4 separate regions of the Homo sapiens genome follow, and all the other regions are linked to region 3. The links are chromatin loops, found by intact Hi-C in ENCODE. Cell type or tissue: PC-9. All regions are shown on one strand. Region 1 overlaps GLI2 (GLI family zinc finger 2). Region 2 overlaps GLI2 (GLI family zinc finger 2). Region 3 overlaps GLI2 (GLI family zinc finger 2). Region 4 has its middle 40 kb from the start of GLI2.

What was found. A loop is a pair of places that touch in the nucleus more often than their neighbours do. Peaks named below come from ENCODE experiments on the same cell type or tissue, not always from the same donor. Only the 100,000 strongest peaks of a DNase experiment are listed, where the experiment ranks them.
Region 1: a loop joins it to region 3, with 2.7 times the contacts of the local background. A loop is called at or near these places in 3 of 110 quality-filtered maps.
Region 2: it touches region 3 in a loop (3-fold over the local background); 3 of 110 quality-filtered maps call a loop at or near these places.
Region 4: it touches region 3 in a loop (3-fold over the local background); 2 of 110 quality-filtered maps call a loop at or near these places.

What each region holds. Positions count from the first base shown.
Region 1 is chr2:120,912,051-120,920,050 of GRCh38, reverse strand. All of the region lies in intron 2 of GLI2 (GLI family zinc finger 2), which reads right to left. Among named protein-coding and RNA genes, the nearest start is that of GLI2, 180 kb to the right of the region's middle. RefSeq lists enhancers at 3,961-4,734, 4,735-5,508, 7,800-8,000. In PC-9, no CTCF peak of the experiment used is centred here; a DNase peak (open chromatin) is centred at 4,730.
Region 2 is chr2:120,930,735-120,938,734 of GRCh38, reverse strand. The region is part of intron 3 of GLI2 (GLI family zinc finger 2); the gene reads right to left. Among named protein-coding and RNA genes, the nearest start is that of GLI2, 200 kb to the right of the region's middle. RefSeq lists an enhancer at 3,079-4,278. In PC-9, no CTCF peak of the experiment used is centred here; a DNase peak (open chromatin) is centred at 3,694.
Region 3 is chr2:120,789,028-120,797,027 of GRCh38, reverse strand. The region is part of intron 1 of GLI2 (GLI family zinc finger 2); the gene reads right to left. Among named protein-coding and RNA genes, the nearest start is that of GLI2, 57 kb to the right of the region's middle. RefSeq lists enhancers at 1,079-1,742, 6,352-6,983. In PC-9, no CTCF peak of the experiment used is centred here; a DNase peak (open chromatin) is centred at 4,927.
Region 4 is chr2:120,691,923-120,699,922 of GRCh38, reverse strand. No RefSeq gene overlaps it. Among named protein-coding and RNA genes, the nearest start is that of GLI2, 40 kb to the left of the region's middle. In PC-9, CTCF peaks have their summits at 3,930 and 4,129 (motif pointing left); a DNase peak (open chromatin) is centred at 4,112; H3K27me3 peaks cover 3,652 bases.

The sequences.
Region 1 (8,000 bases), 120 kb before region 3:
GCCTGGACCAGAGAAGAAACCGGTTTCAGAGAGAAATCGAGTTGCCCCAGCACTGATGGAGGGAAGGTGAGGCCCAGCCTTGCACCATACAGGTCTGTGTTACGACGAGGCAGCGCAAACACATCTCAGTGCAGCTTGTGGGCCCGGGAAGGAAGGCAGTGGCATGGCTGGGGCCTGGATCCCCATCCTTCTTGGGCAATTGGCCGCTCCAGGGTCACCATGTAGGAGGCCAGTGCGGTAGCTGCATCCATGACCAGAAATCAAGGAAGGGCGCATGAGGCCTTTGGTTCCAAACACCAGGGCCCTCAGCCCCTTGGCTGTGGCCAGGATGGGGAAGCCCGGTGATGCTGAGTGTTGCTGTGGAGGGTTCCAGGGATTGGCTCCCATGCTGCAGGTGTGAATCCCAGGGGACAGTGCTGGAGCCACGTGGAGAGAGACTCCTTTGGAGCAGCCATGTTGCACCCACCGGGTGGGCCCCGTGTCAGGACCATAGGTCCCCATGCCCTGTCCACCTGCCACACTCAGGTGGCCTCTGTGATGCCCACATGCACCTTCCCAGCCTTCAGGCCAGGAGGCTTTGGTCTGTGTGGGACCCTGGCCAGCACTCGCACACAAAGCACTCCTGGGGTGCCTGCTCTGCGTCGGGTCGGGCACTCTTACGTGAGGAGTGGACTCCAATCAGCTGAAGTGGAGGCATTCTTACTTGGCACGTCTCTGGGATGACTGGAGAAGGGCTTTTTGACATCCAATTTTGTTCCCACTATGGGGGACTTTGGGATTCTCCAGTTAAAAACTAATTTATCATGTTCCTTTAACTTAGAATTCCTTGCATATTAAGTAACATCCAGCACAGTATTATTTTCTTAGAAGCAAACAGAACTTGGGAGTCATGGGAATGGATTCACACCAAAGTGTAGATGGCTTACTGGTTGCTTTTCTCCTAATGGAAGGACCTAGGCACAAAATACACCAATATCTTTGGCAAAAGAAGGCGCTAGTGTAGAAGAAAGAAAAAAGCAGTAGAGGGGCAGGCTGGAAGTCAAGGTAACCTTTGCAGTCAGAGTGAAGTCCAGCTTGCTCCAGTGTCACACATCAGCCAGAGGACAGTCCTACAGGACATCACCTGTCCCTGTTGTCTAAGGAGCTTGGGATAGGAGCAGAACGCACCTGAGCCATGAATCCAGACAGACCTGAGTGTGAACCACGGCTCTGTCATTCGCTAGCAAGTAATGAGTGTTCCAAGCTTCAGTTTCATCATCTGTAAAATAGGAATGACATCAACCCAACTGCTGTGAAGAATATTTATGGTGGGCTGGGCGCAGTGGCTCACGCCTGTAATCCCAACTCTTTGGGAGGCCGAGGTGGGTGGATCACCTGAGGTCAGGAGTTTGACACCATCCTGGCCAACATGGCGAAACCCCATCTCTACTAAAAATACAAAAATTAGCCAGGGGTGGTGGTGCAAGCCTGTAATCCCAGTTACTGGAGAGGCTGAGGCAGGAGAATAACTTGAACCTGGGAGCTGGAGGTTGCAGTGAGCTGAGATTGCGCCAATGCACTCCAGCCTGGGAGACAGAGAGAGGCTCCATATCCAAAAAAAAAAAAAAAAAAAGAATATTTATGGTGTCCATAGAGTAGAAACCCCTAATAAGTCATAATGCCCTTCCCCATCTCTGAGCAGATGTGACAAGGGTCCCGGTGCTATGGTAATGAAGAGAACTTTTCCTCCATTCCCAGTATAAGGGACATTGAGATGTATCAGATAGAAACTCATATAAGGCATCCACCGATGCTCCCTCCTTCAGCCATCCAGGTCTGATCTAGGGATACGATGTAGTTCAGACACATCACCCCACTCATATGGCCTTGACATACACAGGGTTTGGGCTCCACCCAGCCCAGCTCTGCAGCTGTCTCTGGAATCCACGGCGGAGCTGCTCACCACCCAGGGCAGAGTTCTCCATGCACAGATGTGTACTCTGTGCAAACTCACTGCTTGACAGAGTGAGGATGCAGGAACTGATGAAAGCCATGGCTTTGCAGGAAAGATCTTCTATAAATTAATCCCTGCTGGCCACTCACCCCTATTCCCAGATGACCAATCCCCAGGAGGCTTAGGCTGGCTACTACAAGCTCTGGTGGTTCCCACCATTCTTTCCCTAGTGTCTGTGTCCATGCTGCCCGCAGAAAATAAGCAGGGGAGGGAACTTGCAAGGTGGTCTGGGAGTTCAGGTGAACACTATTGTGAATTCCGTTTAAAAGGAGGGCTCCCACTCTCCTTGTCTGCATCAGCCACATATCCCATGGCTGCAGCAATAACTCCCCTCTTGGGAAAGTCAGCAGCAGGAGAAGCCCAAGGCAGAAGGGATGTGACCAGGTCCCAGCCTATGACATCTCATGAAGGCTCCTCCTGTGTGCTGCAAGGCAGCAGCAGTGCAGAGGATGGGGTCTCCTCTACAATTCAATTATTTTACACCAAACCCAGTACTACTTCCCTCCAGGAAAGGGGGCGCATGGATGGCCTGGACAAAGCTGCAAGGAGGGCAAGGCTGGGCAGGGTACTGCATCTTCAGGCTGCTTCTGGGCTCTGCCAGGAAGCACAGGCTCAGGAGAACAGAGTGGGGCCTGAATGCACACATGTGCCATCTCGGGGCCCTGGGCCAGGTCTGAGTTGTCAAACAAGAACAGATGCACCACTGGCTACATGGTCGTCAATGACTCCCCAGTCTCAACAGAGAGAAAGAAAGTGAGAGTGATTGCTACTTTCCATTCCACGCTTAATGTACAATTTGATCAGTTAAACCACTTAATCCTATATGAAACAGGAATGTGAAGACACCTTATGAAATGAAAAATGTTAACCTCATGGGTAAGGATGGCGATCAGCACCGTCATTCTGGTGATGAACCCCAGAAGGCCAGCGCCCTCCCAACACCAATGATGCTGGATGTCAGCTTGCTGTTTGCATGGCTAAGGTCGCTTCTGGCCATTTATTCTGGGCTTGTCACAAATCCCATGGAGCAAGACTCTGCTCTCTCCTATTCCTGTGGAGATCCCAGGCCCAATCCCCAGGGAAGTTGTACCTAAAGGCTTCCCAGAAGATACCAGAAACGACGACACCAGCTTCAAAGAAGAGGCTGGATGCTCCCTCCTTCAACCATCCAGGTCTGATCTAGGGATACGATGTAGTTCAGACACATTGTCCCACTAATATGGCCTTGACATACACAGGCTTTGGGCCCCATCAAGCCTGGCTCCACAGCTGTCTCTGGAATCCACGGCGGAGCTGCTCACCACCCAGGGCAGAGTTCTCCATCCACAGTTGGAAGTCACAACCACACACCCTGCTGCAGGTCAAGGCTTCCCCTACTCGCTCAATGTAAGAGGACGCTGCTCATGGGCTCTGGAGGCCACAGAGAACAAGAGGCATAATTCCTGCCCACAGGGAGTGCCCCGGGGCGCTGCTGTGTAAGCCACTGCCACAGCTGGAGAGCCTGACCCTGCGGGATTCAGCGAGGCCCACGCAGCACAAACTGCCCAAGTGGCCTCAAAGTCAGGAAAAGATTTCCATGAGGTCTGGAGCAGCCAGGAAGGCTCATTGGAAGAGGCCAGACCTGGCAGAGCCAGAAGGAAGGGGGAGGATGGCAGGCTCTTCAGGCTCAGGGCAGTGCGGACAGTGAGCCCAGGATGCCCAATTGTGCCCTGGCACTGAACCGAGTGAAGTGTAAGCCCCGGTGCAAAGCATGTGGCCTCTCCTATACATACAGGATGAGGAACATCTCTTGCTGGCGTCCTCGAGAGGAACACATGATGTAATACACATAGTAAGAGGTACATGATGAAGCACCCACTAAGCCCTGATATCGGGGTTTCTCAGGCTGTTGCTGGGCCCTGTTGCCAGAGCTCCTGCCTCAGTGAGCCTGGGCATGTCTAACAGGTTCCCAGTGATGCAGATGCTGCTGCTCCAGGGACCACCCCGGGAGGGAGACTCACAGGCCCTTTGGCATTTCCACACTTGCTGTGGCTCCATAGTTCCCAGTTGCACAGTAAGGAAGGGGAAATCATTTATCATGTCCATGCGCCTACTAGGCATTGTACTAACTGGAGAAACTCAACACAGAAGATCAGAGAGGCGGGAGTGGGGGAGACATTTGAATCCTGGTGACCATTTACCAGTGCTTCTGAGCAGCAGCTGCAAGGGGTCTGGGTGCCACTGGGAATGCAGGTTTGGAAGGCATCCAGGGGTCTGTGCTTTTCGATGGTACATGAATGAAAGTGCACACCAGGGCTGGGAGAGGCTGCCAGGGACTTTCTCCCCTTGCTAGGGAGCCTTGGTCTGTTCTGAGATCCTGACACTTTCAAAGGCCAGCCCTTCAGCCACGTGAGCCCAGGTGACCAGGTGTTCGTTCGCAAATGAGGACGAAGTCACTGGCCTAAGCATCAGAGGTAGGAAGCACCAAAAGAGCACGAATCATGGAAAACCTCCTTCCCCAGGGCCTTATGCAAATGGCACCATGATTTTCAATAATAAGCCACAGGACAGGAGAATTCCAGAGGCCCTCCTGATGCCCAGCCACCACCCCACAGGAAGCATTTAATAAGAATAATATCCTGAATGGCCACTCCACAACGTGCAACTAAAAAGTGCTTCTGTCTCACTTGGGGGAAAAACGTGGGGGGAGGAATTAAAATCAGACAGGAAATTCCAACACCACGAGCTGGCTGGTGTCCGGCTGGCTGAGGCCCAGGCCACTCACGCAATCAGGCCTGCCCTGCAGACACAGCCTAGCAGGACCCGTGGCCTCTGCTGGGTCCGCCCACGCACACTGCCCACCCCAGGCTGAGGTGTTACTTGACAAATTAGCTGCCGAAAGAGAGAGTGTGCTGGGCTGGGGCCAGCACAGCCACTCCACACCAGGCACAGAGTTCTGAGACTGGTCTCCTGGTGAGGGCAGGTAGGGATGCAGAGGGACCTGCACATTCCAGGGTGAGGAGTGTGCTCCAGCCAACGCCACGGGAGAGGCCAGCCCCGTGCCATTTGGGTCTGGCCGCTCGGGAGCCAGGCAGTCATGGGATCTGTTCCCTGCAACAGTGGCCTTGAAGTGACAGGAGACAGGCCACAAGAGGCGGCATAGTGTCCTGTTGGACAGAGCTGAGGCTGCCGCCAGTGCCACAGCCAAGTCTGGCTTGATTGCTGACTCACCGAACCTTCCTGTGCCTCGGTGTCCTTATCTGTAAAATGAGGATAGGGACAGGACCCATGTCAGAGGGAGACTGTGAAGTGGAGAAGAGCTAGTGCAGGGCCAGGCACGCAGTAGGGCCCCGAAGGGTGCCGGTGTGGCCATCCCTACAGACCCCTCTGCTGGGCTCCTGCCCCTTTAGCAAGGGGTGGGAGACTGGGGTGAGCTCCAGAGGGACACCTGGGAGATCCCCGCCATCACAAGGAATGGGAGGGGCTGCCTGTCTGTCTGGGTAGACATGTAGAGTCCCACATTAGAGAATTTTAGGGCTGGAAGAAACAATAGGGCTGGTCAAGCTTGCTTAAGGTTGAAAACTCTGTCTTGGTCACAGAAGGTTTCTAAAAAAGTAGTGTGCAGCCTCCCCACTGCAAAATGCAATAGATTTGAAGCCCAGAGGACCATGGCTCCCAGGGACCCTGGCACCTTGCAGAATCCAATGCAGAAAGCAGGAATCCAGCCCAGGAGCTGGAGGAGACGGTGCCCAGGCCCTAGTGCTCCTTCCACCTGTCACAGGCCAGGGCTAGGCCAGGTGGCCTGGGATGGATTCAGGCTTTCCCCTAAAATCTTGCTGCCCCTTGACATACTCATTTGACAGTATACACTGGCGACCCCGTCAGCTGGCAGGGACCTTGTCGGCTAGCTATTGCAATGCTGACTGGTCCCCGGCAAGAAGCCCACTTGTCGCAGGTGATTCTCCCTTTCAGGAGGATGACCATGCCATTCCTCTGTCTGGTCCCCACGGGTCGTGAAGGTGTCACTTGCCATTCTGTGTACTTAACTAGCATCCAGCCCCTTCCCTGCAGAGCCCAACAAGAGGTTTCTTGATCTGGCTTATAGGTCCTGCCTTGCGTCCTGCCGAGAGCATCAAGTCCCAGCTTTGCACTCTGCCATAGCTCTTGAGACGACAGTAAGGCCACCACATTTGGTCTCCACCAGGCCCTGGTGATGGTTTCCCAGGCTGAGCCAAGGCACCTCTTTATTCCAGGCTGCATTCTGAGGCAGGGCCTGCCACAGACAATCAATGACCTTTAAAACCGGGCAGCGGAATCAGCCACCTGGACAAGCAAACGAGCACTGGGGCTGGACTTACTGTCTTTCTGCAATCAACAGGGGAATGACAAAATGCTCTCCATTCTTTCATCCAAGCAGGTCCCGTAAGGGCCACTTTCTGGGAGCCTCTTGTCAGTCCCAATAATTATGTTACTCAAAGGGATCCTTTACAATTCTCTCTACCTTGGACTAGAATCTTCCCTAGGTGTCCACTCATCCAATGCAGCCCTGGCCAACAGAAATACAATGTGGGCCACATATGTTATTGTAAATTTTCTAGGAGCCACATTTAAAAAAAACTAAAAAGAAACAGGTGATTATTTTAATAACACAATTTAATTGAACCAGTACGTCAAAAATACTATCACTTCAACATGGAACCAGTAAAAAAATTGTTAATGAGATGTGTTACATGCTTTTATTCCTACTACGTCTTCAAAACCTGGTACCTATCTTGCACTCACAGCACATCTCAATTAGGATAGCCACATTGCAAGCACTCAGCCACACACAGCTCGCGGCTACCCTACTGAACAGCTCAGGCCTAACTCGTTATCATTATTGACTTTCCACTGCTTCAGAATTCTAGTCTAGCTTAGTAAAAGTCCCATCAATACACAAAATATGGTGATGAGAATTCTCCCCAAACCTCAGTCCTTCCTCACCTTTGAATCTTAGCTTCCTACAGACTTCTATTTGGTCGCTTACATTTACTGATGAAAACACAGTTATTTTTCTTCCCTCCTTTCCTCCCTCCCTTCCATTCATTTAACTCACAAACGTTCCCAGAATCGTAGGAGGGTTACTTGCGATTCTGTGGGTGAGGCCGGTGCCCCGCCCAAGGGATTAAGTCAGCCTGTGCCTCTCTCCCCACCCTTCCACACCCTTGACCTCTCCGCGCAGAGCTGGTCGACAGCACCTCCCTTGTTCTGCCCTGGATTGCTGCCCGCTGCGTTCTTGATAAGCTTGGAGTGTTCCCAGACACGGGAGTGGGTGTGTGGACTCCCGAGATCTTCGACAAATAAGAGGGTCCGCAGAAAGCAAAGCCCATGCCGGGGTCATGAGGGGCAGTGCGGCAGGACCGTGGAGAAACACCGGGCAAGCCGTGTTACACTTTCGGACGCCTGGCTCCCTGCCCGTGTGATTCTGGACCCAGTTAACTGAATGATGGTTGGAGCACATGCCATTCCCACCACCCTCCCCACTCTCCCCACCAACGACCACTGTGGCGCATGGAAACAGTATTTCTCTTTGCTGGGATACGGTGTCCACCAGCAGGACTGGAGGCCAGTCCATGAATCCGTGGGAAGAGCCTGCTCCCCTATTTTGTTGGTTCAGAAACTGAGACACAGAATATGTGGTCTCATGACCCAACCCTCCAGCCCTGAGCGGTGCCCAGAATCTTATTTCCTAGAATAAGACTGTAGAAGAAAGGGAGGAGGAAAACATGCCAAAGCCTTCCTGACATCAAAAAAAAAAAAAAAAACCTCTTGCAAAACAATATTTTGATGAGCTAAGCATGTGAATTAAAAGCAGACAGAGTCTACTTCTTTTTAAATAAACAGGGTTTAAGATCTAGGGGAAAACTCCCAAATACAATGTGTTTCGGGGCCGGAGAAACCAGAGCTGCCCTTCCACAAACCCAAGAGCAGCCTGGCCTGTGCACTCTCATCCGAGGCGTTTGTGGGCAAAGGCCCTGCTTTGTGGGTC
Region 2 (8,000 bases), 140 kb before region 3:
CAGGCTCCCTCCAGGCCAGCCCTAGCCCCGTCTGCAGCAAACACGCATCCCATATATGCGACCTGCACTCACCCCGTTCCCATCAAAGACCCGGACACCACACCAGACCTGGCCAGCTTTCAGCTGTCACTCCCTATGCAGAGCTGTAATAAAGAAATCACCGTTTTCAGTTGACAAAGAGCAGATTTCTTACTAAGTAAACACTGATGTTTTGGTAGGGAAATTAAGTTATAAAATTGTGCCTACAAAGGAGGCAATACAGATGGACTTGGTTGCAATCTAGCCACGTGGTCCACAACAGTTGATTCATGCACTCACCCTTTATCAGTTTTCCCCTGGGAGCAGAATAAGAAGGTTATCAGTTTTTGCAAACAGAAAACCCAAAAAGCATAAAAGATAAGGGGATTATCAGGGAGACGTTTTTCCTAGCAAAGTGAAGACATTGGTGGAGCAGGGTAGGGAGGGGAGGAGTGAGGTGTGGGGCCTGTTGGAAGCCTTGGGTTTACTCCTTCTGTGCAGTGGAACCAGGAATGTGTCTGGGTCCGGGGAGGAGGCCCTGGGGGAGTCGGTCCTGCTTAGGCCCTCTCCAGGTGAACTGCACCACTGACCTCCGAGTACAGGGGGACTTTGTCTGTAATAGAAGCTGCCATGGGCTGAGCACTGCTGAACCAAATCTTCCAGAAAGTCAAGGGTTTAAAGCCATGGGCGGGAATAAGGAAATAGGAGATAAGATGTGCAGTCTTGGGAGTGGGGTTTGTGGGGAGCGGCCTTCGTTAGTGGGAGAGATTTCATTATATTTCACTGGAGGCCTGGGTTTTAGTGATGAGAAAGGGCCTGGGTGGCCGGCGGGCTGGATAGAAACTCCTCCACAGTGAGATTCTTAAACTCTGGCCCAGCCTGCCAAAGTGGTGTGTGGAATTTCCTTTCCTGGATGCCTGTCAAAACTAGCTGGAGAATCCTGAGCAGCTCACATATATCTCTTCTTCGAGGTGGGTGTGCTGCTGATTTTTACCAAGCCTTCATGAGTATGTGCTTTGAAAAGATTCCCCTCCTTAGTGGCACTGGTGTCTGCCTGGAAGTGGAGGCCCCTCATTGGAACAGGGCAACCTGAAGAAGGTGGTAGGGCCCCCAGTGGGTGGGGTTGGGGAAAGGCTGGGACGTGGGGGGAGGCCTTCATGCGTCCCCGCTGATAAGCGCTTTCTGTTCCTGTATTCCTGGTGCTCTGGGCTTCCCATACCCCCTCTTCCAGCATACCACCCTGTCATTGGCCAATTTCTGCCCTCTCCCCAACCAGATCATGGGGTCTATGTGGGCAGCAAGACTGTGCCTCCTGGAGGTAGAAGGGGCATGTAGTTTGAGAAATTAGTGGGTGCAATGCACACTATTCAGGTGATAGATACTCTAAAAGTCCTGACTTCACTGCTACAAAATCTATGCATGTCACAAAATTGGACTTGCACCCCATAAATTTATACAAATAAAAATTCTATTAAAAAAGACTGTGCCTCCTTGGGCCCGTATCCCCAGTGCCTGGCATGAGGCTGGCACACATGGTCCCTGGGTGAGTGTCCTCAGAGGAACGAGCATTAAGAACATTCCCCACTGAGTTAAGCAACTCTGAACTCTTGCTACTTTGTTTGGGCAGCACAGGCCAAGTGTACATTTCAGAGGTGCAGTCCTTGGAAGGAGGGGATGGAGGGATGGGGCTCCTGACATGTCCAGCGTACTTTTTGACGGGCACCAGACATACCATCAGTGCTGGCTGCAGTGACAGAGGCTTGAGGGCAGCAGCAATTTCTGACCTTTTTAAGCAGTGCCTCAGGGGCAGGGCACTGCTCACATTTTCCCTCAGCAACACCTTGACTCGGGCTGGCAGGAGTGGCCTCAAGTGACAGCACTTGGGATACAATAAATCCAGCAACAATGAGTTTGGCTGAATAAATGAATGCATCTGGCAGTGGCGTCAGCTTCCACCGAGTGGACAGTCTGAACATGTGCAGTCTAAGAGGACTCCCCACCTCAAAGGCCAATCCACCCCACCAATGCCTGAAACTTTACTGTTAGTGATTAATTCCTTTGGGTTGATTACTGTTCTGTTTCCATGTCTGCAGACAGAAACAACACACTGCAGCCCTGAGAACCATGGCGAGACTCTCTTTCCTCTCTGAGGACAATCACGGCATAGGGAAGAGCTCTGGCTTGGTGAGATCTCACAAGCTGGGCAATCTTGGGAAGTTCTTAAATTCTGGGAACGCCCAGTTCTCGCCTCTATGAATTGAGGAGAAAATCCCCCACCTTACAGGGTGTTGGGAGGACTGAATAGGACACCACTGGCCCAGCACCCTGCAGGGTGTCTGCAGTGAAACTTGGCTTTCCTTCTAATGTTAGCAGGGCAGTGATGAGAGCAGGGGTCTCTCCGCCACTCGGTATGTCCCAGGTGTGCTTCTACATGCTTTACAGACACCCATCTAGTCCTCACAACAGTTTCACATGGGGAGCCACTATGTCCCCATTTTAGAGATGGGGCCACTGAGGCTTGTGGGGCTAAGCAAGCCCAAGGATGTGAAGAGTATAAGCAGCATAGGCAAGATGTGAGCCCCGGCCTCAACCCTGTTCTGTCTACATACTGGGGGTGTGGAGGGGAAATGTCCGACAGTGGGGACCCCGAGGGACAGGAGAGGAACCGAATAGTTCATCCCGATCCTGCCGCAGCCCCTCCCCCACTGCACGCCCACCTCGGCCTGCACATCAAGATTTGCTCCACTCCCTGGCCCCTCCTGCTCTCGGCTGACCACCACGGCTCTCTCCAAAACCCAGAGCCAGCAGCTCCTCTTGTGCGAGGGCTTTGGCGTTCAGTAAAGATCAAAGACCAGCCCGTCTTATCACACACGCTCCTCGTTAAACTTTTACAGGCCAGATTCCATTATAAATGAGCTGTCTGTCCCACGCAGCCCAGCGAGTGCATTCTTGGCTTTGGAATCTGAAGCTCTCAGAGCTGGGGAAGATTTTAGCAAGGGGTGGGGGGTCAAAATGCCCAGTAAGTAATCTATGCTGCTTACTAGGAGTGTGTCACTGGAAAGGCAGTCAGCCTCCCCATGCCTCGGTTTCCCCAATTATCAAGTGGGAGTGATTATTGGGGAGTGATAATCCCACCTTGCAGGGAGGGTGACATGACATAAGCCGGCGGCTGGGCACAGACTCCTGCTACTGCTCCTCTGCTGGTCTGACCCAAGTATCCCACAGCCCAGAGATGGGGAGGGGCCTGCCTGATGGGGTCTCAGGGCCGTTTACATCACAGTGAGCCAAGGCTCCACATCTAGTCGGTCTACCCTCAGACAGCCGTGGAAGGATGTGCTGCCCGACACATCGCCTGGACCCAGGGTTTCTGGGCTCCCTGTCTACCTGCTGTCCAGTTGCTCTGAAGAAGTGGTCAGCAACAGCCGGTTTTAAGGAAGAGCTCCCTGGAGATGGAGAGGCAGTGTGGACCCACGTGGAAAGGAAGGACAAGTTGCCTGGTGGGTGACGCTGGGCCCACCCAGCATCTCATCCCAGGGGGCAGGTGGACATGCCTTTCGGAAGTCTCCTCCTTCCTCTAGGCTCTGAAAAGAAACGAGCATGTTTGCAGAGGGAGGAGAAGGTTCTTCCCAAAAAACAAACAAAGCCAATCCTCTATGAATCGTGAACCTCGGGTGCTGTGCCAAGAATCAAGAAGAAAATATCTTTCTGCTCAACCCACCCGTCTCAGTGAATGACTGAGGACAGAGTCATAAAGGCCCGGGATGACACTGGTGAGTCACAGGCTGAGCAGGCTGCTGTGTTCATTAATCTCATGGTGAACGGTGCAGTCTTTATGGGACACTGACCTTGGAAAAAGCAATCTTCAAATCCCCCCAGACTGGAAAGTTCATGAGTTCGGCCCAGTGGCAGCAAAGAAACTACTCTCTTAAGTGAAGGCACACCGACACCCGGCTAAACATCCCCATTAACATGCAGTCTCGGGGACCAAGTGGGGCTTCAGACACTCTTAATGCTGTCTCCGGAGGCCCTGGGTAATATGCATTTTGCGTGACCAAGCATGCAGATGAAAGGGAGGTGAGGCCCCCATGCCCACCAGCTGGCGTTCACTCTATTGCCCTAACATACCTGGGCCTGGGTTGATAGCTACAACCCTGAGCCATCTGTGCCAGCAAGAGCCCCCTCGTCACTCCTCCAGGAAGGGTGGCCTTGGGCCGTGACTGCCAATGCAATGCAAACCAACTACAGCTCAGGATCAAGAGATCTGCAGGAAGCCATCAGCAGTGGTCAGGTCGGGGGTGGAGTCGTGGATGTCAGAGGTCAGATGGTGCCAGGCAGGAGGAGAAAGGAAGGCTGAGATACTGCAGCTGTTCCCACCCCATACACTCACTGCCTTTTGCAAGCTGAGAATATGAATAGGTTTAGGTCATATGAATAGGTTTAGGAGGGACTTGTCTGTGAATGGGTTATCACGAGGAACCAGGGGATTTTTAACAACCCGTGTTTTGGCGGCGAGGCGCTGTCAGTGATGAGTCCAGAAAGCCAACAAGCAGCTCTGGGGCTGCTTTCCCGGACGTCAAGCAAGCAGCGGCGCCTGCAGTGGTCCCCAAACTCTGGCCTATGGGCGCCTGTAAATAAGCAGATTTCCGGGCTTCACCCTAGTCTGAAAATCAACAAGAACTCCTGGGGCCAGGGCCTGAGAATGGGCATCTTTAAGACCCACCCTGTGTGTTCAGATCTGCAGCCAGGTTTGGGAACCTCTGCATGGGGCAGTTTCTGTACGCCCTTCTGGGCAGGAAGCAGCTGAAATTGGTCTTCTCTGAAGCCCCAGGGCAGGGCAGGGCAGGGCAGGGCAGGGCAGGGCAGGGCAGGGCAGGGCTGGAAAGGTCCTCAAAAGCAACATAGGGAGCTGAAGGTCCACCCCAGCCCCCCGAACCAGGAGCATGGACTTCTACATTCCTCTCCAGGACACAAGTTAACGCTGGCCCAGGGCAGGCCGGACTCATGCTTGTGTGACCACATACACTGAGGAAATGGGGAGCACCAACTTAGGGACCCTTCCTCGCCACACCTCAGCCTTGCTCCCCATGACACCCTGGCAAGCCTATTTCTGGGAGGCAGGGGGCCCAGAGGGCATCCAAAGAGCTTCTCTTTCCTGTTAGCGTCACAAGGTTGGAGAGACTGCTGGGGGTGTGTGGCCCTATTCACAGCCGGCCTTCTCTTCTCGCCCTTGTACAGACTCTTGGAGACTTAGGGATGTCCCCATGGGGGCTTCAAGAGAACCTTGCTTGACCAGCAATCACACACCCCTGCCCCATTTGTCTCCCCATCACTTGTGGTTTGCACAGCCCAAAGACACTGCAGCAGGAGTCCACGGGTGGGTGGTGACTTTCCTCCCCTGGAACCACGTGAGCATCAGTAAGCCATGCAAGCCTGCTGTGCATTTGAACCTTAAGTGACCGGGAAGGGTGCTCTGCAGAGGAGTGGGCTTGGGTGTCTATGAGGAGGCCATCGAGCTGGGCTGGGCTGCAAGGCTGTCCTCACACCAACCTCCATGCCCTGCCTTCCCCACGTGCAGCTGCCTGTTTACAGCCGGGTGGTCAGCCCTGGTCCTGCTCCCCTCTCCCCAGGGCCACTGTGGCAGCTCTGGCAGGTCCTCTCACCACAGTTCCCGCCCTTCTCCTGTCTACTCCCTAACTACTGCTGTAGCTGCCTGAAAATAAATCTGACCACTCCCCGCTGCTCCTGGTTGCCAAAAGGAGGAAGTCCAAATTCCTCAACTGGGGGAAAGAAAGACCCCCACCACACCGCACCACAGCACTCCTTCAGCCCCATCCCCCACCTTCTGTGCCACAGTCCCCAGACAGTCAACTCTCCCAAGGACATGCTGTGGCCGGCCTCTGCCACCCAGTCTCCCAGCCTGCCGTGGCCCCCTTCTCAAATCAGCAAGTGAGGATAACAACAATGATCACGATTGTTGCTCATATCCATTGAATGTTTCCAAAGTGTTCTAGACGCTTTACTCACATTACCCTGTCTCCTTCTCAAAATAACTCAGTTGGCTGGGTTATGTGGGTTGTCTCAGCAGATCTGGCCCTTCTATAGATGAGAAAGCTGAGGTGAGTTAATTCATGTTAATCACAGCTAGGGAGGGTTCGGCAATGGGTCCCAGTGCGGGTAGCCTGGCAGGCTGAGAACTGACAATGGCAGGCTCTTGGGTGATGACCAAGGTACTCCGGAGGGGCAGAGGGCAGGGCAGAATGAGAGAGTGCAGGGAACACCTCTCTGGAGCCTGCACACACTGGGTGCGCCCTCCCTGGAGCTATCAGGATCCTGAGAGGGAACGGGGAGGGGGTCTGGGTGCTTGAGCAGTGGAAAGCAGGAGGTGCAAGGGCTGAGGGGCGGGCACACCCACGAAATGGTCACCAGCTCAGGGCAGCAGGCTCAGGCTCAGGCTCAGCTGACACAGAAATGAGATGACACCGTACCTCATTTGCTGTGCAAACATCTGTGTAATTAGACACATTTGGTGCTGGCAGGGAGAAGCGAGCTACAACATGGGCTTGATGGATCGGGATTCTCCACCGGGCTCCAACCACATTCATCATGGAAGCCAGAGCCACGGGGCCATTTTCCTCACAAGCTTTGCCCTGGTTCTCACCTGGGACACTGGGGGCGGAAGAGGTGAGGGCATGGGCTTTCCAGAGCCCAGGGCCAGCCCCGAGGCTCTTGCTGTGTCCCCCACTCAGTCTGGCGGGAACCAACTGTCTTGAGGATAGTGTGGAGCCGCTGGAAGCCCACCCCAGCAGGACCGCGTAGGGACGGGGGGCTCTGGGAGCACCATGCTGCTGCCCATCACTGGGGCTTAACCAGACTAGCCCCTCCTTGGCTGGGGAGGAGATCTGCACCCCAGAGCCTGGTCTCCTTGCCCTCACGGAAGTAACTACCTTGCAGGGATGTCACACAGAAGTCACTGTGCCTCTCTGAGCCTCAATGTCTGCATCTGCAAGATGAAGCTTAACCCCCATCTCACAGAGCAATCAGGAAGATTCACCAGTACAATATACCAGGGCCCAGGGCCGTGCCTGGCCTGCTGCAGACCCATGCAAATTATAAATATGATTTACTGTATTCTACAGGCTGATGCCAGACTCCACACTGGGGCTCAGTGATCCCAAATAACCTGAATAACAGCCCCCAAGAACATCCACACCCTAATCCCTGGCATTTGTTAAGTGTTTCCTTCTACAGCAAACGGGACTTAAGAGACATGACTACTTTAAAGATCTTGAAATGGGAGCCACAAGTGGATTATCCCAGTAGGCCCGAAAGGCAATAGCAGGTGTCCTTAGAAGAGAGAAGCAGGGGAGAAAACTCCCACAGACTAGGAAGAGGGCAAGGTGAGGACAGAGCAAGGGGGAAAAGGTGATGTGTGTGAGGACGGGGCTGTAAGCCAAGGAATGCAGGCAACCTCCAGAACCTAGAAATGTCAAAGAGTCTCTCCTGGAGCCTCCAGAAGGAACCAGCCCTGCCAACTCCTTGATTTTAAGTACCATAAGACTTATTTCAGACTTCTGACCTCCGGAATGATATGAGGATAAGTTTACATTGTTTTAAGCCATGAAGTTTGTGGTAATTAGTTACAGCAGCCTTAGGAATCTCTTCAGGAATCCAACCAGTGAAGGAGCTGTGTAGGCCATGAGGGACAAGGCCATTTCTGTGGGCCTCTGGCTGGGCCACTCCTCCCTGCTGCATGCCAGCATCCACGGCCCCCTTCTCCAAGTGCTCTGCGCACACCCCACCCTCACTGGCAAGGGAAGGAAGCAGGCCCTACCCAGAGCTGGAGCATGGCAAAGCCTGGTGAAGACCCAGGCCCCTTCCCAGCCCAGGGCTCCCACCTACACAGGGAAGGACGGCACTGAGGGCCTCCCTTCTCAGTGGGGGCTCTGCCTGTAGCCAGGGCTGTCAAGCTGGAGCCTGCAACT
Region 3 (8,000 bases):
GATATGAGTGGCGGGTAGCCTCTGATGAGGGAAATAAAGTCAGAAACAATGACCTCTGTCTGTGAATCATGGGGAAAATAAAAACAAATATAGTGACAATGACCTAGAGGTCCTCAAAGAAAGGCCCTCATTTTCAGGTGGCTTCCCTGCTCACCAGAACCTTTCACTTATTCATCTGCATGTTCGCTCACTCCTTCACCCATTCATTCAATAAATGTTCATCCTTTATTGACTCACACGCACTCAGTCAACATATTTTTAAGCCCCTAGTATGCATCAGGCATCATGCCTGGTGCGGAAGATACAATATGTGGAGTTTACATTCTCCTTGGGGGCAAACAAGGGGAAAATAAATGTAGATTTAATCTCAGTGAGTGGGAGGTGGCTCAGGAAAAGAAAGCAGGACAGAGAGGGTTGCAGGGGCACAGCGGGGCAGCGCTGCCAGGCCTCTCTGGGGTAGGGATGGGATGCCTGAGGGGCCACCCCACTGCAGTCAGAGGGCAAAGCCAGGAGCCAGGGGCCTTGTGGGAGGAGGCTGGCTTCTTTGAGTAGTGGCCAGAAGGGAAGTGCAGGCATCAGAGGGTCTTGAGCAGGGGAGGGGCAGGACTGACTCCGGGTGTAAAAGGGTCACTCCATTGCTGTGTGCGGAGAGCAGGCTTTTCGGGGAGAGGAGGCTACTGCAGTGACCCAGGGAGAGACAATGGTGGTTTGGGTTAAGCAGGTGGCGGTGGAGCTGGTGAAACATGGACATGGTTTGAAGGCAGAGCCAACAGACCAGGCTACAGACTAGATAAGGAGGGATGGAAAGTGGCTGTGAGCAAGGGAGGAACACCCAGCGGGATTCGGGGCATGGGCAACTTCCGTCTCCAGCTGAGTGGTGGGTCAGAGCAGACACTGGCAATCCAGCCTTTCTATCAGAAGATAAATCTGATGGTCACATGTTTGTTTTTTGTTTTTGTTTGTTTGTTTGTTTGTTTGTTTTTGAGCTGGAGTCTCACTCTTGTTGCCCAGGCTGGAGTGCAATGGCGCGATCTTGGCTCACCGCAACCTCTGCCTCCCAGGTTCAAGTGATTCTCCTGCAATCCTGAGTAGCTGGGATTACAGGCATGAGCCACCACGCCCGGCTAATTTTGTATTTTTAGTAGAGACAGGGTTTCTCCATGTTGGTCAGGCTGGTCTCAAACTCCTGACCTCAGGTGATCTGCCCGCCTTGGCCTCCTAAAGTGCTGGGATTACAGGCGTGAGCCACCGCACCTGGCCGGTCACATGTTTTAAAGAAGGTGGTGGGGAAGATAGCTGGCATTTTTGGCTGGACACCTGGAGGAGTGGGGCAGAAAGGTTATGGGCAGCTGTGTGAAGGTCCTGCAGAGAGTGTGGGGACGGGGGTCGCAGTGTGCAGACACCAGTGGTCAGCTCCACTCCCGGGGCCCTCAGCTAAATCCACATTAGTAGGCCCTATAACTTTTCTGTTTTATGTTGTTTTTTTTTTTTTCATTTTTTTATTTTAGATAGAGTCTCACTCTGTCACCCAGGCTGGAGTGCAGTGGTGTGACCTCAGCTCACTGCAACCTCCACCACCCAGATTCAAAAGATTCTCCTGCCTCAGCCTCCTGAGTAGCTGGGATTACAGGCATGCGCCATCACACTCGGCTAATTTTTGTATTTTTTAGTAGAGACAGGGTTTCACTATGTTGGCCAGGCTGGTCTTGAACTCCTGACCTCAAGTGATCCACCTGCCTTGGCCTCCCAAAGTGCTAGGACTGCAGGCGTGAGCCAACGAGCCCAGCCAAGAATTTTTCTTTTTTAAGAGACAGGGTCTCTCCTGTCACCCAGGCTGGAGTGCAGTGGCACAATCAAAGCTCACTGCAGCCTCAAACTCCTGGGCTCAAGGGATCCTCTCACCTCAGCTGGGACTACAGGTGCACACTACCACACTCGGCCTAGAATTTTATTTTTTAAATCCACACAATACTCCCACATCTTTTTAAGTAGAAAAAAATGAGTACACAAGAACAATGGAGGGGCCACATGAAGGATGTCCACAGCTCCTGTCAGCTCCTGGCTCATCTGCACACACCAGCCTGGCCAGTTTCCACAGTCTTTCAAAACTCCCTGCCCAGAAAGCCCAAGAAAGTCAGGCAGATGGGGGAGAGAAAAATCTGCTTGCTGGTGAGTCAGGGGCCTCCTTTTGGCCTAGAAATTCAGGGATTGCTGCCTGCTCTTTTAAGCCCACTTTAAAATCCGCCCCTTAAGAGTCTGGCTATCTGAATGGCCTACTAGCACTATACACTGGTTCGTGCCTGCTGTTCCTCTGCCCCTTACCTGGTCACAGGCACCACCACACCAGCCACCTGAGCTGCATCCTTAAGACACCTTCCTCCTCTCCTCGCCACACACACGAAGACTGTGAGCCCCATCACTTCACCCCACACCCCCCAGCACTCGCACGCCTCACCAGCACTGCCTCTCCCGCTGGCTGCTCTGTGCCAGGCACTCTTTCCCCTCTGGGTCTTGGCACTTTTCACACCTCTGGTCCACTCCAGGTAATTCCCTGTGCTTCAGCCAGGCATCTTCCCAGAAACCACATATCACTCCATCCCTCCCCTGCTGAGCCCCTTGGCCTTCAGGTAAAGTCTTCCCATGTCTACCTAAAGCCTCCTCTCCCTACCAGCTCCCTGGCTGCCTGACCCTCCTAACAGGGATAACTGGCTCTGCCCTTGCACACAGCCAGGCCTCTGCCCAAGCTATGCCACTCACTGGAAACCCTTCACCTTTCTGTGTCTGATGAACTCTTACTCTCAAGATGCCACTCAGACGTCACCTCCTCCAGGAAGCCCCACTTCCCCTCCTAGCCCATGATTGCAGCCCTGAAGCAGTCAGATCATGTCCTACTCAACACCCCCGTATTACATTCATCACCTTCAGGCCAGGAGCTCTTCAGCACAGCATTCCCACAGCCAGGCCCAGCTCAAGCTGGTAACTAGAAGGCTCCATCCGTGAAGAACGGACCCAAAACACAGCAGCTGCGGCTTCCTCATGGCAACCCCACCTATTCACTTCAGCACAGCAGATGTCATCACCAGTTCTTATAGGGGAGGAAGCTGAGGCCCCCATGGGGAGTGAGCTGCCCAAGGCCACTCCCCAGGAAGGCACGGGGCCAGGCCTACAGTCAGATCCTCCAGCCAAAATGCCTCCTGACACCTCAGGGCGTGGTCGCTCCAGAAACAGGGTGAATGTAGTGAGGGAGGAGGGGCATTTATTCAGATGCCCAGCTCCCAGACTGTGGCTCAGGGAGAGGATGTGCACACAGATGCACCTGAGGTTTCGTGAACGCCTGTGGGGAGCAGATGCAGCGGGGGGATTCCAGGCAGTGCCCACTGCATCCGTGGCCTCGCCTTCCCACCACTTCCCGGAGAAGAAGATAGTACACAGAGCCAAGAGGCTGTGTAAATCACAGGAATTAGCGGGATTAGCACAATTTCTAGGTAAACACCAGGCGCCCAGGGTCCCAGGCAGCCACTTTCACTCCCCAAAGCTCATCTGAGGCAGGCCCGTCAAGCCCTGCAGCCAAAGCGGATAGTCTCATCTGGGCCTCCAGGGGCTGCCTGGGGACAGCAGGGAGGGTCTCTCCAGGGATGGCTCCCACGGGCTCCACAGAGCTCCAGAAAAAGAGGGACTGGGAGTCACAGCACCTACCACAGGGAAGGAGAAGAGTCAATTCCTCACTTTACCTTCAAAACACACAGCTCTGCCGCTGTCCAAACAACCACGAAGGAAACACAGCCACACTCTCCAAAATTCTGCTAAGGGGGTGGGAGCGGGCACCCGGGACCCAGGGCCCGGAGAAGCCCCCTGTCCGTTAGGAGGTTCACCCAGGTCACCTGCCCTCTGGGGCCTCAGCAGGGGCACTGGTGACAGCAAGATGCTTCAGGAGCATTTCTGGGCCTTCCCCTGGAGATTGTGATTCCCCAAGTCTAGGCAGGGGGTGGCAAGAAGAGCTGCATTTCTGTTAGTTGCACAAGTCTTTCTGATACAGAAGCAGGTATATGAAAAACCGAACGGGGTGCTCATAAGGTCCCTTCTGGCTTCCAAATAATCTACAAGTTCAGCCAGGTGTGGTGGCTCATGCCTGTAATCCCAGCACTTTGGGAGGCCGAGGCAGGCGGATCATGAGGTCAGGAGATGAAGACCGTCTTGACCAACATGATGAAAGGCCGTCTCTATTAAAATACAAAAAATTAGCTGGGCATGGTGGCGTGCACCTGTAGTCCCAGCTACTCGGGAAGCTGAGGCAGGGGAATCGCTTGGACCTGGGAGGTGGAGGTTGCAGTGAGGCAAGACCGCGCCACTGCACTCCAGCTTGGAGACAGAGTGAGACTCTGTCTCAAATAAATAAATAAATAAATAATCTACAAGTTCCAGTTAAAGCAGGACTATCTAACCTGATGAAAAGATACATTTTTATCTTTGCTAGTTTGGAGCTGAAGTTGGTGTCTCCCTCAGGCTGCCACTGGCATGAGTCGCAGCTATGCCCAAGCCCACCGTGGTGTCCCACTTATGCTAGCCATTCATTAGCCCCCACGGCTGACCTTGCTCTTTGATGTGTCGGTAAAGCAGCACATGTATTCTTGATCACAGATGCGGTGCCTTGAACGTTTTAGACATCGCATCATCACTTTCTTTCACAGTCCTGTGTCTTTTCTTCTATGCATTTATAGCATTATTGTAGGAGTCCACGAACTTCACTTGCTTGCCAAGGGGCCCACGGCGCAGAAAAGGTTAAGAACTCTGAGTTAAAGGACTTGCTTGAAGAATAAATTAGTAATCAGAGCAGAATGAGCGAATCACCCTGAAACCTGAAATCCCAGACACCCTCCCGCCACCTGGTTTCTTTGAACTCCTCTAACGAGTGACTCACAGGAATTAGAGCATTGTTCCCCAGGCAAAATCAATCTCCAGGAGAGAGATGAAGCCTCGCCTCTCAGCAGTCACAGCCACCACAGAGCCACGGTGTTCTCACCTCTGCTGTGATCTCAGTCGTGCGGCATGCGTGCCCAGGACCCACACGCATAGGCACACATGGATGCACACACACACGCAGGCTCACACACTCACACAGCACACAGAACATACGCCGACAAACCATATACACAGCCACACACATGCATACACCTGCACGCAGGCCACACACACACGTGCACACCGCATTAAAGTCACAGACGTGTGCATGGGCACACACATATATAAAGTCACACATGGTCACCTGCATCACACATACACTCACAGCACATATGCAGCCACACACGTGCACACATACAGGATACATGTAGTTACATGCAGAGGTACATGAACACTCACACATGCACATGTATATATTACAAGGACACAGACCCAGGCAAACACATGCACATACATGAGAGATAAACATGTGCCCTGCCTTGATCACAGACTTATTTTTAAGATCCAATGAGATAAAAAGTGAAATTTCCCAGAGTGAAGAGCACACCGCCACCCTGATTAAGGGAAATCGTCATTCTAACCTCATGACAGCTAAAAGGGAAGCAGCCGACTCACGGCCTGAGGCCCTGAGGACTCTGTCTTGTATCCACCAGGAGCTGGGCACCAGTCCTTTCCTCTCCCCTCACACCACTGTCTCCACTGGGAAAATGACCTCAGGGACACCAGTCCAGTGCCACAATGCCAAGGCTGGCAGCCTAGGAGCAAAGCGGGCTCTGACTCCTCAGGTCAGTCCCCACTGTCCCATCCAGACAAATTTACACTCACTCCTCCACCCTGAAGGAGATAGGGACGTGGGGAACGTAAGGGTTCCCCAGGACTTCTGGCATTTTACTGCCAGCGGCAAAATAATCCTATTTTAAAACATGAGGCATTGAATTCTCCCACAATGAGAGATGCATGTGTGCCTGGACCAGCATAGTCTGCATCCACTGTGTGTCTGTGGCCATGTTACTTCCCCTCTCGGAGCCTCAGTTTGCTCCCCAGTGATGCAGAGTACCCTCCCTCCCAGGGTACTGGGAAGACAGTCAGCCTTCCCAGCATGGCCCGTAACACCTATTATAGCAGCTGCCCCACATGGGCAGCTTCTCCCATTTTCTTCTTCTCCAAGAAAAGATCACCTGCCTGCAGGGCCCTGGGGGGACAGTCAGGGACTCCACCAGCTCCTCAGACCTGCCTGTGGGGTCTGAGGCCTAGGCAGCACCAGTTTCTGCCTTCTCTGTCCACCTTCCCATCACTGTACATGAAACCGAAGCCTGCCATGGCTTCACTAGGGCCCAGCAGGATAACAGCTCTGCAGAGCCCCAGAGAGCAGCACCAACAAGGAGCTCCAGGACTGGGGCCAGGCAGAGCTCAGGAAGGTGTGAAGGGTCTTCCAGAGTGTGGACGGGTGGGCAGCTGTGCAAAGGCCTTGTCCCTGACTCCCCCTCTTCCAGCCATTCCACACTGGGAGGGGAACCGCAAGCTCCTACCTGCGCTGGTCCCTCTTCCACCACTCCAGCCAGGGATTCCCACAGCCCCCAGCCTCCACTCTGGGTCCTTTGGGGAGATGGCAAACTCAGGAGGGGAGCCCAGACCCTATAAATGATGCCTGGACTGGTCAGATGCGGGGAGGCAGGGCCATGGTGTCTGGGTCAGCCCCATGCCCCTCAGGCTCCATAACCTTGACCTTGGCTTCCCACAGACAGTGAGGGGGATGCACCCCCAGCAAGATTATCCAGAAACTTGAAGGTGGCGATGTATGTGAGGCACCAGTGCACAGCCACTGCTCCCAACAGACCCCCCTGTTTCTCTATGGATTTGGTGCATGGCCCACCACCCCACCTGGTACCCAGTAGGCTGTGAGGACAACGAAGGGAGACACATCTGGAAGAAAAGAAATCGCTCTTCCGAAATCCCCTGGGATCCATGGTTCCCATGTTGACTCAGAGGAAGAAGGGTCCTCTTGAACTGCTCTGTCCTTCCTTAGACCCCCTCCTCTGCCTAGGGTGTCGCTGCACCGGGAGCCCCATGACTAGAGAAAGACAACAAAACCTTCAAGCACACATAGGTGTCCCGAGCTGGCTAGCTCCTCTCCTCAAGTAATTTCACCATTCACAGCAGCTACTCCTACTGGGCCAATATCTCGAACCTTGCTTTCACTTAAAATCAGAGGCCCAGAGAGGATAAGTAAGCTCCCCGAAGTCACACAGCTAAGATACGGCAGTGCTGGTGGGCCAGTGCATGTCTGCTGGATTCTAGTTTTCTACTTTCTCCATCATGGCCAACTCCTTTGTATGCACAGATGCCTGCCAGGCTCCAGAATTATTATAGGGGTGTCAAAAGGTATAAAAGCACAGCTATAGACACACATGTAAAGAGTTGTGAGGCAGGCACTTGTGTAGAGAGTGCTTCAAAGTCCAAGGCAGTATATGCTAAATGTCAAATAAGCAGCAGTGAGTTTCTACTTGTGGGAGCTCCACAAGGGCGGGCTACCTGAGGAGGTCAGAGGAGGCTTCCTGGTGACCATCCAGTCTGCCCTGTGGCTTCCAGTCAGAGAATGAAAGGGTCCTGAACTTGGCCCGGAGAGCACAAAGGGAAGAGCACTCCAGGGTCTGGGAACTGCATGAGCAAAGGGAGGGAGAAGCCCTTGGCACACTCTAAGGCAAGAAAAAAAAAGCGTTCCCACAGGGAGACAGAAGTAGGTGAGACTGGGCGCGGTGGCTCACACCTGTAATCCCAGCACTCTGGGAGGCTGAGGAGGGCGGATCACCTGAGGTCAGAAGCTTGAGACCAGCCTGGCCAACATGATGAAACCCCGTCTCTACTAAAAATCAGCCAGGTGTGGTGGCAGGCGCCTGTAATCCCAGCTACTGAGGAGGCTGAGGCAGGAGAATCACATGAACCTGGGAGGTGGAGGTTGCAGTGAGCAGAGATCGTGTCGCTACACTCCAGCCTGGCGACAGAGTGAGACTCCGTCTCAAAAAAAAAAAAAAAAAGAAAGA
Region 4 (8,000 bases), 97 kb after region 3:
TGGATTTTACAAAGAAGTACACTAATGGGCCTAGAGAAGGTTCAGGAGCTGGACTGAAGTTTGGTTAAGCAAGGACTCTTTGTCAGTCGCTAATTTCCCAACTGCCTTTATGTCTTTGCTCAAATATCACCTTCTGTAAGCGGTCGGCCGTGACCACACCCCCAGGATGCCTGGGCCCCTGCCTTGCTCCGGTTTGTTTTTCCCATAGCACGTCTCATGCCACAAATCCCTCTAGAATATACTTATTTACTCAATGGATTTCTGTTGTCTGCCTTGCCCCACCAGCACCCAAGCTTGACAAGGGTGAGGTTTGGGCCTGCTTTGTCCCCATCAGGAGCCTAAGTGTTAACAGTCACATCTGCCAAGTGAATGACCAGATGTCAAGTGCTGTGAGTGAGCCGATGTGTGCCACCTCCTGGCTTTTGTCACACCAGGAGGAGGAGCCAAGCTTCGGTGACCTGCCCAGGATGACGCAGCCACTGTGCAGGAGTTAAGCCCCTGTGCCTGCCCCTGCCCACAATTCTCCTGCCTCCAGACCCCTTGCAGGAGCAGCACAGTCACAATCATGGCACTCCCTGTGGGCCTGGCAGCAAAGTCACACATACCTCACCTCTCAGAGAGATTTCTAGCTTCCAGGGAAGGATAAGGGATGTTTAAACTACTGGAAGTAATTGTCCAACAGAACATAACCTGAAAAAGCCAAATGAACGGAACACAGCTCTGAAACAAGAACAGGAATCAATGAGAGAAGAAGATTCTAATTATAGAACCCTGAATCTACTCACAACTTTCCCCAGAAAGCATCTTTTAAGTTGAGTAAGGCCAACTTCATTTCCAAGCACTGACTCAAAGGACGTTTCCAGAGCAGAGAATTCTAGAATGTTTCTTGATAATCCAATCTGGGTCACTCTTAAAAAAGATTTTAAATTTACTTCTTATCTATCTCTGTAGAAAGTGAGAAGAGAGGGGGTAAGTCCAGAAGACATGAATGGGGAAAGAAAACGTGCTATCTGTTGAGATATTTCAAAGGGACACCCATTTCCACCTACATGTTCCAGTTACTATGCTGCATAATGCGTTACCCAGAAACTTCACAGCTTGGAGCAACCCTCTTAACATGCTCACAGATTCTATTGGTCAGGGCTTCAGACCTGTTGGTCAGGGCCCAGCAGAGGATGGCTCCTCTCTGCTCCATGCTGTCCGGACCTCAGCTGGGAAGACTCCATGCCAGGACTTGAGCTGGAGCTGCTGAACCAAGCATCTTCCCATGGGCCACCTGTGACACTTGGGCATCTTCCCAGCACGGCCACCTTGAGGGGTGTTTAGACTTCATCCTTGACAGCTCAGGGACACAAAAGCTAGTGACCCCACAAACAAGCAGAAGCCTAATGGACTTTTCAAATGGACCCAGGCTTGGAAGTCACTCTGTGTCATATCTGCCACACCATTTGGGTGACAAATTAGTCACACAAGTCTATCCAGATTCAAGCTCCAAGGGGTAGAGATCACTCAAAGAATTTGTAATCATACAAAGGAAGAACAAACGGCTCTAAATCAAGTCACCCCCATTAAATTTTTTTTAACTAAAGACATCGTCTTCAGTCTTTTATTGTTTACTCCTAATGTGAAAAATTATTTTATTTTTAAAAATTGTGTTAAAACATATGTAACATAAAATTTACCATTTTATTTTTTTTTTTTTGAGATGGAGTCTGGCTCTGTCGCCCAGGCTGGAGTGCAGTGGTGCGATTTTGGCTCACTGCAACCTCTGCCTCCAAGGTTCAAGCAATTCTCCTGCCTCAGCCTCCTGAGTAGTGGGGATCACAGGTGCCCGCCACCACACCCGGCTAATTTTTTTGTATTTTTAGTAGAGATGGAGTCTCACCATGTTGGCCAGGCAGGTTTTGAACGCCTGACCTCAAGTAATCCACCCACCTCGGCCTCCCCAAAGTGCTAGGTTTACAGGCATGAGCCACTGTGCCCGGCCCATTTTAATTATTTTAAACTGTACAGTTCAATGGCATCAAGTACATTCCCATTGTTATGCCACCGTCGCCACCATCCATCTGCAGAACTCTTGCATCCTGTAAAACTGAAGCTCTGCACCCACTAAACAGCAACTCCTAGTTCCCCATCTCCCCAGCCCCCAGCAACTGCCATTCTACTTTCTGTCTCTATGATGTTAACTACTTTAGGATCCTCACATAAGTGGAATGCAGCAGTATATGTCCTTTTGGACTGCCTTATCTCACTCAGCATAATGGCCTCAAAGGTCTATGTTCTAGCATGTGTCAGAATTTCCTTCTTTCCAAGGCTGAATTATATTCCATTGTATGGAGAGGTCACATTGTATTTATCCACTCATCCGTTGATGGGCACTTTGGTTGCTGTACCTTTTGGTTATTGTGAATAATGCTGCTATGAACTTCAGTGTACAAACATCTCTTCTATCTCTGCTTTCAATTCTTTTGGGTATATTCTCAGAAGCGCAATTGCTGGATCCTATGGTAATTCTATTTTTATTTATTTATTTATTTATTTTTTGAGACGGGATTCTTCTCTGTTGCCCAGGCTGGAGTGCAGTGGCATCATCACAGCTCACTGTAGCCTCTGCCTTCTGGGCTCAGGTGATCCTCCCACCTCAGCCTCTTGGGTAGCTGGGACTACAGGCATGCATCATAATGCTTGACTAATTTTCTGTACTTTTAGTAGAGACAGGGTTTCACCGTATTTCTCAGGCTGGTCTCGAATTTCTGGGCTCAAGTGATCCACCCACCTCGGCCTCCCAAAATGTTGAGATTACAGATGTGAGCCACCATGCCTGACGGTAATTCTATGTTTAATATTTTGAGGAATAGCCATATGGTTTCCATAGCAACTGCACCATTTTACATTCCCACCTACAGTGCACAACAGTTCCAATTTCTTTCCATCCTTGCCAACTCGTGTTATTTTCTACTTTTTTGATGTTAGCCATCTTAATTGGTGTGAGTGATTAAATGCATTTTATTTACATTTGATCCTGAGAAAATCTCTTGAGATACCTACCATGATGATCACCCCAAGTCTTAGAAAAAAGAAAACTAAAGAGAAGAGAAGCTAGTAAGTGGTGTTGCCAGAATTAAAATCCAGGCCTGCCAATCACCAGTCTCTCCTAGTGGGGGCTGCTTGGAACTGAAGATCCCTCAAAATTCTCCAGTTCTTCTGGGAAGCCCCTCCCTCCCTTCCCCAGCCCCTGTCCCATCTCTCTTGCCTTGCCTGGCCACCCATCCTGTCTGAATTCACTAACCCGGAACCAGGTTCTAGTGGGACTCAGTGATGGCCACATTGACGTAAGCAGCCAAGGGAAGCAATATAGTGTGTAGAACAAGAGTCCTGAGGCTACGAATCAGATGCTAGGGTTGAAGGCTTGAGTCTGAGTGTGAGATTTCAGGCATTTACCCAAGAAACTCAACCAGTCTGGAGCTCAATTTGCTCTTCCACAAAATGGGAGGAAGCAAGGGGGTGGTGAGACCACGGGGAGATAAAATGAAGTGCTGAAATGACATGCAACGTGAGCCTTGTTGTTTGCAGTGTGCCATTTAGCTGTCGTTTTGGGGTGTTTTCCCTTAGAGGCTTCAGCTTATCCCTCTGCACTCCTAGCTGCTTTCTGCCGCTGGGCCGCAGCCGCGTTTCTGATGCCACCACGGAAGGGGAAAGCCGAGCAGTCCCTGCCATTTCGTGCTTTTAGGACGCAGCACAAAGTGTGCTGGGCAGAGCTTGGACTTCGAATGCAGACGGCTGGCTTCTGATTCCCCCTCTGCCACTGAGCAGCGGGGCGTTACTCTGCCTGGCTTCCTCTGCCACAAAATAGGCTTCCAAATGCCGTTTTGCGGGGCTGCTGCAAATGGAATTTGCTCATAGTTGTCCGGGGCCCAGCACTGTGTCTGAAATGCTGTAGATGCTCAATAAATGCTGGGTTATTCCCCTTGGTACAGAAAGAGGGCTGCAGGATGCAAAGGCCAAAATACTCCAGGAAATATGACGCTGAGCTGAGAGCGCATTGCTCCCTCTACGGTCAGATCTCCGTCCCGCGGTTTTTGCGGTCCCGACTATTGCTGTCGGAGGACGGCAGTGGAGCGACTCTATTCTTAATTCGACTCTTCCACCTGGTGGCGGATTGCTAAAATGCACTTTTGGAGTTGGGATCCAATTTGAATGCCCTGCTCAGAGCAATTTGAGGACTGGAGCCAGAATTGTCACTCTGTTCCACCCTCTAGCCATCCACCCACTTCGTTATTTCCATTGTCCTCCGGGACTCTCCTCTTTCCCCGAGCCCCCCAGCGGAGTAGACGCAGCTGTGAGGCTGCAGGACCGGAAGATTTGCGGTGTTCTTCCCGAGAGGGCTTTCTATGCCCAGAGATCAGGAGGATGGGAGAAAGAGAAGGGAAGGATAGGGGCCACGTGGACTGAAGGAGTAAGAAACCCGGGTCTGGAGACGGAGCTTGCAGTGAGCCGAGATCGCGCCACTGCACTCCAGCCTGGGCGACAGAGCAAGACTCCGTCTCAAAAAAAAAAAAAAAAAAAGAAAAAGAAAAAAAGAAAGAAAAAGAAGAAGAAGAAGAAAAGGAAAGAAAAGAAACCCAGGTCTTCTGGGGGCTGACGGGTTTCCATGGGGGGCCTTCTCACTTTTTTACTCCCTTAGGAGAGGCAACCGCCTTCCTTGGAGGCCAGGTTTGGAGGCTTCTCCACGAGATCACAGAAGTTCTGCCAACTCCCCAACCTGTCCAATGGGTCCTAGGCTCTTTATGCCTTAGAACAGAAGTCAGGGGACTTGGACACATTGTGGAGTGATATGGGACACTCTCTCCTCTGAGAAACAGATGACCCTCCAAGAGGCGCCAGCAGTGGAGCACTGTCTGGAGCATTTTGGGGTCCTGCTTGGAATGCTGCTATCTAATAAGCCTGGGGCGTTCTGGGGTGGCCACCTGGCAGCTTTTGGACCTGAGCCAACAAGTCTCTGTGATTTACCTCGTAGGATCATTCCTTTTGGGCAGTAGGTGGTGAGAAGAACAGTGTGAGGACATCAGCGCAACCAGCCATGGTTGGGAGCAGGAGACAGGGGCGCCTTGTATGTGCTCTCCAGGCTGTCCCCACCTCCTTCCATGTGCGATGTCAGTGCCCTGAATCAGAGTACTGGCTGGAAGGCCTTCCCCCCGAGCCCCTGCCACTGGAGCAGGTGGGAGTGTGGGCGTGGGGGGATGCTGGAGGAACATCCTCAAACCTGACACCCTGGTACAGCCCAAGGAAGAGGGGCTGATCATGGCTTCTCTGCCCATCTGAGCCCAGTCAGCGTCAAAAGCCCTTTCCAGGCAGCCTGGAGAACACCTTCCCACCAGGATGTCTTATTAATGAAATCAATAATGAAATCATTACCGAGGACATTATCAAATGCTCCTGCCTCTTCTGGGAGCTGCTGCTTAGAAAACAGGAAGGATGGGCTTTTCCCAAAACTCATGTTGAACGGTTTCAGACATCCAGAAAAGTTGAAACAACAGGTCTATGTCACTTAGATTCTACAATTCTTAATATTTTGTCATGCTTGGTTCCTTTCCACCTTTTCCATAGATGTAACACAGATATATGTAGATACACACACACACGCATGCACACATGTTTTTATGTGTGTGGGTCAGTTTGAAAGTTGCTGACTCGGTGACATTTCACCCTCTTTAACAGACATCTCTTAAGAATAGGGATATTCTCCTCTGTAACCATGAGACCATTACTGTACTTAAGAAAGTCACCAACAGTTCAGTAATACCTAATATTGAATCCATTTTCAAATTTTCAGAGTTGTCGCCTAAATGTCTTTGATGGCTGATTTTTTTTTTTTTTTGAGCTGGGATCCGATCAAGATCACATATTACATTTGCTGGTTATGGTTTTTTGTCTTTAGTCCCTTTTAATTTAGAAGGATTTAGCTGGGCGTGGTGGCTCATGCCTGTAATCTCAGCATTTTGGGAGGCTAAAGTGGGTGGATCACCTGAGGCCAGGAGTTCGAGACCAGCCTGACCAAAATGGTGAAACCCAGTCTCTACTAAAAATACAAAAATTAGCCGGCATGGTGGTGCACACCTGTAGTCCCAGCTACTCGGGAGGCTGACACAGGAGAATCACCTGAACCTAGGAGGCGGTGGTTGCAGTGAGCCCAGATTGTGCCACTGCACTCCAACCTGGGTGATGGAGAGAGACAGTCTCAAAAAAAAAAAAAAAAAAAAAGGAAAGAAAAAAAATTAAAAGGATTCTCTAGCCTTTTTTTAAAAAAAGAAATCTTCATGTCATTGACATTTTCAGAGCATGCAGATCAATTGTTTCGCAGACATTCTCTCACTTTGACTCTGTTGGGTCTTTTTCCTTCGTGACTAGAATCAGGTTTTCTGCACAAATCCTATGTGGGGAACGTGGGGTCCTTCTTGGTGCATGGCTTCAGAGGCACATGAGGCCAGGTTGTTGGACTAACAGTGATGCTGGTGACATCCCCTGGTTAGGGTGATGTTAGGCAGATCGATGTGTCATCTCCATCAGTATTGTTTCTGATGTCCTCATGGCCCCAGCATTAGTCAGTGGAAACCCATCAGACAACTTCCTATGTCTGTTTATCCTGGCCCTGATTAGTCTTCAATAACACCCTTGTTTCTGGCACCAGACATCCAAGATTTGCCTTGTCTCTTCCAGCCCAGACCTGGAACCACCTATTTCTCCAGGGAGGCCTGGTTCTTTGAGTGGAGAAGGGTATTTAAAAATCCAAGACTGGGACCTAACTGTGCTCCTCACTAGTAGACAGAGCTGGGCAATGGGCATATTAACTCAGGAGTGGATGCCGGTGCCAGGAAGAGGGTGTGGGACCCAGGGCAGAGGCACAGTCAGAGGTGTTGGCTGAGTGTCCGAAACCAGGGTCTGAGAAGGTCTGGAGTTGCTGGGAGAGCTGATAGGTGCCACCTTTGGGATTTTTCCTGACTTCAAACTCGATGACTCCACAGAGCCTGTGGCGAGATGCCTAAGTGATTAACTTCTGAGCAGGGCTGGAAGAAAGGCTTTGGGGCGCTGTGAGGTTGAGACCTTGGTGTGGAGGGAAATGTGGGCCTGTACTGCTCAGTCAGCCTCTAAGATGGGTGGGCTGCACACAATCACCCCTTCCCGGTCAGTGCTAGAGCTGGGAGTGGGGTGGGGAGGAAGTTGAGGGCCAGTCAGAGAAGAAGGAGGGGTGAGGGGGTGCCCCACTATGGGATCCCTGCAGTTGGGAACCCCATAAAAAGGCATCAAAACAAACCTGAGGCCAGGTGCGGTGGCTCATACTTGTAATCCCAGCACTTTGGGAGGTTGAGGTGAGTGGATCACCTGAGGTCAGGAGTTTGAGACCAGCCTGGCCAATGTGGTGAAACCCCGTCTCTACCAAAAATACAAAACTTAGCCGAGCATGGTGGCACATGCGCCTGTAATCCCTGCTACTTGGGAGGCTGAGGCAGGAGAATTGCTGGAACCTGGGAGGTGGAGGTTACAGTGAGCTGAGATTGCACCACTGCACTCCAGCCTGGGCGACAGAGCGAGACTCTGTCTCAAAAAACAACAACAACGACAAACAAACAAACAACAAAAAAACCCCACAAACCCGAGCATCACCACCAGCTTCCTAGGACTCCCAAAAGCAGGGTGGGAGCCAAGAATTCTCCATGGAGGGGAAGAGGTCCCAAGCCCCCACAGATTGGGGCTCCGCTTTGATCTGTCTCAGCTGGTGGGCCCAGCGCAGCAGAAGGGCCAGCAGAGAGGAGCACGTTTACAATGAGCAGTGCACCTTGGAGGTTGTTTTGTGGCTTTGCACAGAGAGGCGTCTAAAGCTTCTTTATGACTGCAGCGTTCCATTGTGTGGATTTACCAAATGTTATCTCATTTTATCCAACCAGCACCCTATTGATGGCTATTGAGGCTGCTCCCAGAGTGTTTTGCTATTACAAACTGTA